2 separate regions of the Homo sapiens genome follow, and region 2 is linked to region 1. Evidence: chromatin contacts called from ENCODE Hi-C or POLR2A ChIA-PET data. All regions are on one chromosome and are shown on one strand. Each heading gives the region's core, a stretch centred on a gene start or an enhancer-like site at or near the end of the contact. The rest is flanking DNA. Distances are from core to core; before and after follow the strand shown.

Region 1 (3,331 bases), core at 293-2,792:
GGAGGCCCCTGCCCAGCCCTAAGGAAAAAAACAAGTGAGGGGGCAGAGTCTTGTGCTCGTGACAGGAGCCAGCCAGATTCACAGCAGCCCTCCTGGTAGTGGCCGCCCACAAATCTTTGAGCAGAAACTCTCTGAACTGCCTTTCCTCCTGAGCCTGGGTGGAAACAAAACTTCAGAACAATAACTTCTCCTTTCCCTCGGCCTTCCAGTCATAACTCTAATTCTTCTTCAGGCCAAGTGGATCCTTCTGCCCACTAGGGGAAAGGACAGGAAGTGCTGAAAAAGAAAACACGATGATGAGTATTTCAAGATCTTCTCTTCCACCCTCGCAATGATGGCCTTTTCTTAGTTCTGTGTAGCTGTTGGGAAGGCAAGGAAAAAGGGAGAACTGGGAGTGTGGTGCCTCCTTGGGAATTTCTCTGGATGGAGAATACGAAATTGAAAAGCCAAGAGTTCCTGCTTCGGGAGTGGGGAGTAGGGACTCTTTCTCCATGCGTTCCATATCTTCAGAATAATTTCATGCTCAGCATTTTTGCCTTTTCTCTGAAGTCCTCCCCAAGTCCTGGAAGAACCAAGAAATCACCATGGCTCCGACAGAATTTGTTTTAAGCAAGACTCAACTTGTCAGCTGATGCCACAGCGACCTCCTGCTAGACTATGAGTTTCACAGGCTCAGCACTGGTTAGGAACTGCTAGACTTTCAGACAGGGCTGGCTCCAGTTTTTCCCTCTGATTCATGGATTAAAGTGGAATTTTCCAGTGAGGCTTGATCTAGGAGGAATTCTTCTCTTTGGGTCCACAAGTTCTCTTTATTCTGCAAAGGAATCCTACCCTGTGGCCATAGTTGGGCAGTCTCTGTCTATTCCATCAACCGCCAGACCTCAGATGAGAAGAGAAATAGGCATCCCTGGCAGAGAGATCTCCAAATACAGAGTGTTTTTCACTCATTCACGCAAGAGTCACAGGCTCATTGATAACAGTGTATAGGGGTTTGGGTTCTCCATTTTTATTAAATAATGTATTATTACTATGAAAGTTTTCACATCTAAGAAATCAAACGGTTTTACAATTGTAAAAGGGTTGTGCAACTTTTACATCCTTTCTAGCATTAACAGCATTATTTTTAAAAAATAAAATTAATAATAAAAATATTTTTTATTTTCTAATAGACAGTTTTTTTCTATTTGAAAAAGCTGTAACAGACAAAATTTCAGCTGTTAAAATATTTATTTCTTGATTTGCTAAGTAACTGTGAGAGTATTATTTGTTAAAAGTTGGACTTACTTGCATTTTGAGTACATGGTAATATTGCCATTGGAATGTAAATCTAAGAAAGTTTAATCCCTAAAATGCTGTTACTAGATGAAATGCTAAGTCAGACCCCAGTAATGATGACTAGTGTGAACATGAGATAATTAATGACTCTTTATTATGTAGGGTCAGAGTAGTAGACCTTGAAATAGAACATTGGCATGGCAGCAAGGACACAGCACATGAGATTTACGAGGACCAAGACTTTCCAGACTATGGGGGGTGAGTGAGCACCAGCCCAGGATGGCAGGCATCACATTCATTTCCCAACCACTTCTTAAGGGTTATTTCTGTAGACAGGCAATTGCTGTGGTTGGAGTAGGAATGGAGAGAGTAGAGGAAGGATGCCTTGGTGTCTTTTCAAGTGAATACTTAAAAAAAAAAAAGGTTCTTGAAAGAAAGGTCATTCTTTATTTTGCTTGGCTTGTTCTTTCTATTTGGAAAACTTCCCAACAGAATCTACTACCCAGTTTCTTCAAGTCATGCAGAGTCAAAGGACAGAAGAGATAAAAATGTAGATCTTATTTTGCAGGGGTTTATTGACCTCCTGTGTTTGCCATCTTACCAATGAGCCTTGTTGGGTGAGATGGCAGTAAGAGGGCAGCCCGTATTTAGAAAGTGCACAGTCACACACCTCACAAGCTGTGACATCAGTAGATCTTGGAAGCAATAACAACTATGCTCATAGGTCTGATGGTATCGACGGGTTCCTATTGTTCCAACAATATCTGAGACTTAGATGCCAGGGAGTCTGCAGTTAGAATCCCCTTCCCTTTTCTGCATATGTATGTGAATGTTTCTTGCCTTATACTGGAGTACGCTAAAGAAGAACAGAAACTCAATGCCCAGCCTTTCTTTAATCTTACCCTCATTTCAGATATAAGAAAGAACGTTTATATTCCAACCTGGAGTTTTACCTGTAGTTTAGTTTCATTGCAAAACTCTATTCATGCTTTCCTCATACTAGCCTTGAGCTCTTTACTATAATGGGCCTATGGAAATTATTTTATATCACCCCCAATAAATATTTTCCTGTCTTTATTACTAAATTAGGGGCTTGTCCCGTTGTCTGGCCTTGAGGATTTTTCTACTAATATTTGTTGAAATTAAAAGAAAGCCAAGTCTTTTGAAGATTTAATACCATATTATGGCAACTCTTTCAAAGCTTTTGATGGAATATTGAAGACATATAATTATCATTATCAAAAATAACACCTCTAAATTGTACAATGTGAATTATATTTTGCCTGTAGGGAGCTTACAATCTATGCATTCAGCTGTAATACAAACACAGCTTAAGCCAAATAAATCAATAACCTGGTGCCTAACACTCAGAAGGATTAAATGCTGTCACTGAGACCTTGGATTTAGAAATAAAGGACGGAATTCTACCTATGCACACAGTCCATGCATATGAATGTCAACCGCAGAGTTTCCTAGACGATTATCAAGTGGAAGCAGTAAAAGTGTACTCCCTAAAAAGAAATATCATGGGCTGGGCGCGGTGGCTCATTCCTGTAATTCCAGCACTTTGAGAGGCCAAGACAGGCAGATCACTTGAGGTCAGGAGTTCGAGACAAGCCTGGTCAACATGGCAAAACCCTATCTCTACAAAAAATACAAAAATTAGCCAGGCATGCTGGTGTGTACCTGTAATCCCAGCTACTCGGGATGCTGAGGCTTGAGAATCACTTGAGCTCAGGAGGTGGGGGTTGCAGTGAGCAGAGATCACACCACTGTACTCCAACGTGGATGACAGAGTGAGACCCTGTCTCAAAATAAAAAGAAAAAAAGAAAAGAAAGAAAAAAGAAAAATAATGTTCATTCCCAATTTAGAGAAGTGGCATACTCCCTTTTTATTAAAATTCAAGTTTCAGGATATGAATTCTTTTTTGATAGTTGTGTCTTTTGCAGATAACGCTCTTCCCTTAAAGAACCAGGTTACAATAAGCGAGTATTTTTATTTTATCCTTTCTCATAGGAACAACGTGTTCAATCAACTACTTGCATAATTTAAGGC
Region 2 (3,347 bases), core at 654-3,153, 260 kb after region 1:
GTTTGTTCCTTCTGATGTTGGGATGTGTTCGGAGTTTCTTCCTTCTGGTAGGTTCGTGGTCTTGCTGGCTCAGGAGTGAAGCTGCGGACCTGCACAGTGAGTGTTACAGCTCGTAAAGGCAGTGTGGACTCAAAGAGCGAGCAGCAGAAGGATTTATTGCAAAGATCGAAAGAACAAAGCTTCCACAACGTGGAAGGGGCCCCAAACAGGTTGCCACTGTTGGCTCCGGCAGCCTGCTTTTATTCTCTTATCTGGCCCCACCCATATCCTGCTGATTGGTAGAGCTGAGTGGTCTGTTTTGACAGGGTGCTGATTGGTGCGTTTACAATCCCTGAGCTACACACAAAGGTTCTCCACATCTCCACTAGATTAGTTAGATACAGAGTGTCAACACAAAGGTTCTCCAAGTCCCCACCAGAGTAGCTAGATACAGTGTCGATTGGTGCATTCACAAACCCTGAGCTAGACACAGGGTGCTGATTGGTGTGTTTACAAACCTTGAGCTAGATACAGAGTGCCAATTGGTGTATTTACAATCCCTGAACTAGACATAAAGGTTCTCCAAGCCCCACCAGAGTAGCTAGATACAGAGTGTCCATTGGTGCATTCACAAACCCTGAGCTAGACACAGGGTGCTGATTGGTGTATTTACAATCCCTGAGCTGGACATAAAGGTTCTCCACGTCCCCACCAGACTCAGGAGCCCAGCTGGCTTCACCCAGTGGATCCCGCACAGGGGCTGCAGGTGGAGCTGCCTGCCAGTCCCGCGCCGTGCGCCCGCACTCCTCAGCCCTTGGGTGGTTGATGGTACTGGGCGCCGTGGAGCAGGGGGCGTTGCTCATCGGGGAGGCTTGGGCCGCACAGGAGCCCACGGAGGGGGTGGGAGGCTCAGGCATGGCGGGCTGCAGGTCCCGAGCCCTGCCCCGCGGGAAGGCAGCTAAGGCCCAGTGAGAAATCGAGCGCAGCGCCGGTGGGCTAGCACTGCTGGGGGACCCAGTACACCCTCCGCAGCCGCTGGCCCGGGTGCTAAGCCCCTCATTGCCCGGGGCCGGCAGGGCCGGCCGGCTGCTCCGAGTGCGGGGCCGCGAAGCCCCCGCCCACCCGGAACTCCAGCTGGCCCGCAAGCGCTGCGCGCAGCCCCAGTTCTAGCTCGCACCTCTCCCTCCACACCTCCCTGCAAGCTGAGGGAGCCGGCTCTGGCCTTGGCCAGCCCAGAAAGGAGCTCCCACAGTGCAGCGGTGGGCTGAAAGGCTCCTCAAGTGCCGCCAAAGTGGGAGCCCAGGCAGAGGAGGCGCCGAGAGCGAGCCAGGGCTGTGAGGACTGCCAGCACGCTGTCACCTGTCAATAGTAAGTGGTTTGAAAACCATTTAGTATAAAGAAAGGTAGAAGAATCTAGGAATATTTAACCTGGAGAAGACAACTCTTGTTAGGAAAATGGCTGGAGCAATTCTAGGCTTTCCATGATATTCATAAAATCCAGAGCAAAAAAGAGCATTTCCCCAGTGCCTACCTCTTAAGAACAAAGAAACTTATTTCCTCAAAATTTCCGGGAAAGTTTTGGTGTTAGTCAGGGTCTTTCAAGAAGCAGATGTTAAGATGGACTGATATGTGCTCGGATTTTACTAGGGAAAATGAATGTGTAAATGGAAATAGGCAGGGAGCTGGGAAGGCTGCAAGAGCGTCAGGCACTGATGGAAATTTGACTTCAATTAAAGGAAAGGGAGAGAAAGGCCGAATGGAAGTGCCTTATACTGTGCAGTCGAAGCAAATCTTAGGGGAATCCTTCACCCCAAATCAGCTGACAAAGGAGTTGTGTCTCCCAGAAATTAGTCTGTCTTAGTATTCCTTAGGATTCACAAACTTGGGGATGGATTCCAAAGTGCAGCAGCTGGGGCCCTTGGTCAATTATGCTGCCATAGAAGGAGGTGTTCTGGGTGCATTCTCGTGACTGCTACTTCCCTCCTCACGTATCATTGGTCTATTATTAAATCAGTCCTTGTCTCAGGGGATTAATGACCTCATTGGCTGAGGCCTGAATTCTTGAGCCAATCACCCTGGCAAGGGGGCTGGAATTTCCCATAGGCCCATTAAGTCTACTGTCTGGGCCAGTTCCCCTGAAGCATGTGGGTTGTGGGGAGGAGGGACTGATGTCTAAATAAAAAATCTGGATATCTTTAGGAAGGGAAAAGGGAAGTCTCATCTATGATACTGAAATTTGAATCCCTATCTATCTGAGGGCAAAGTCTGTGTTTATTTATCTGCAACACGACACCTCTTAAAATTTATGGTGGCTACAGCTTTTAAAAGTTGTGGTTTTGGGAGCAGGAGGATGGGGTCAAATTCTAAGCCACTGAAAATCATCCTGTTATCTATGCCATATGTGTTGTCAAGCCTGGTTTTAAAGGCTTCATAAATTGTCGATGAGCTGGCATGTGCAGTAGAAATATAACCATCATAATAGCTAATAATTTTAGAGCAATAATGATGCGTCTGATACTGTATTTTATATCCATTCTCACACTTACTGCCCATGGTACCTATTAGATAAGCATCCTTACTAGTTGCAGTTTATCTAGGAGGACACTGAAGTCTTAGGGGGTTAAGGAACTTCCCTGAGAACACAGTTAAGAAGGTAACTGGCTGATTGTCTGATTGCAAAGTTGTAACAGCTCCTGTCCCTCCTCACAATTCTTACTCTATTGCTTCTCCAGCTTGTTTCAACAATGCTTTTAAACAATAAGTTTGCTTTTCAGGAGCCATCCTCTTCCAGGTGAGAGTGGGAGAGCTTTATGTTCTCTCAGGCACTGTATTAGTGGCACTCTACCAACATGGGCTTGCGATGGCCATTGAAGGCTCTTAAGACTGGCACAATGCCAACGGGAAGGGCAGGTTGCCCTCAATGTCCAGGAATTGTAGGTAGCCGAATACAGTGCAGTGCTTTGGAATTACAGCACTTGGCTGACCTTGTAAAGGGAACTGTTTTCCTTATCCATTTTGGTTGCTTAGCTATGTGTTAGTACACACCAAGATCATGTGGAGCTGGCACTTCAGGAACCGAAAGAAAGACAGACAAGGACCAAAATAACAAGGGCCATGCAGAGAATTCCACTGGTCATCTCAGTGACAACTCATATGATTACAGTAATCTTTACTGTGGGTGTGCCCTGCTTTAGGGAACATATGTTAACAACAGATAAATGAAGGAGTGATTATTCACTTTAAAAAGGCATAATGAATTTACAGAAGGATTCACTGGAAGAGTCTTTTAAATATCAATGAAATGCAAGTAAAATGCAATTTATTATACACAATATCATGTAATATGTTTTCAAGAGTACAGTCATTGG

What was found. Hi-C counts contacts between places; a loop is a spot of excess contacts on that map. ChIA-PET counts read pairs that join two places held with the same protein, here RNA polymerase II (POLR2A). Pooled maps may share reads with other maps.
Region 2: a pooled map shows a loop between it and region 1 (1.9-fold over the local background). The contact joins two enhancer-like sites. A Hi-C loop is called at or near these places in 4 of 37 single-sample maps with no recorded cell type and 5 of 50 pooled maps. POLR2A ChIA-PET finds 5 or more read pairs at or near these places in 3 of 52 experiments (Caco-2, IMR-90 and activated CD4-positive, alpha-beta T cell).

What each region holds. Positions count from the first base shown.
Region 1 is chr12:67,457,814-67,461,144 of GRCh38, forward strand. All of the region lies in intron 4 of LOC105369812 (a long non-coding RNA gene), which reads left to right. Among named protein-coding and RNA genes, the nearest start is that of LINC02420, 17 kb to the left of the region's middle. Within about 2 kb of position 1,543, at least 5 of the 41 ENCODE cell types and tissues checked have a DNase peak (open chromatin) inside an H3K27ac peak, as active enhancers do.
Region 2 is chr12:67,718,453-67,721,799 of GRCh38, forward strand. It overlaps LINC02421 (long intergenic non-protein coding RNA 2421), which reads right to left. Exons shown (of 5, transcript NR_110063.1): 3 at 1-89. Among named protein-coding and RNA genes, the nearest start is that of LINC02421, 9.3 kb to the right of the region's middle. Within about 2 kb of position 1,904, at least 7 of the 41 ENCODE cell types and tissues checked have a DNase peak (open chromatin) inside an H3K27ac peak, as active enhancers do.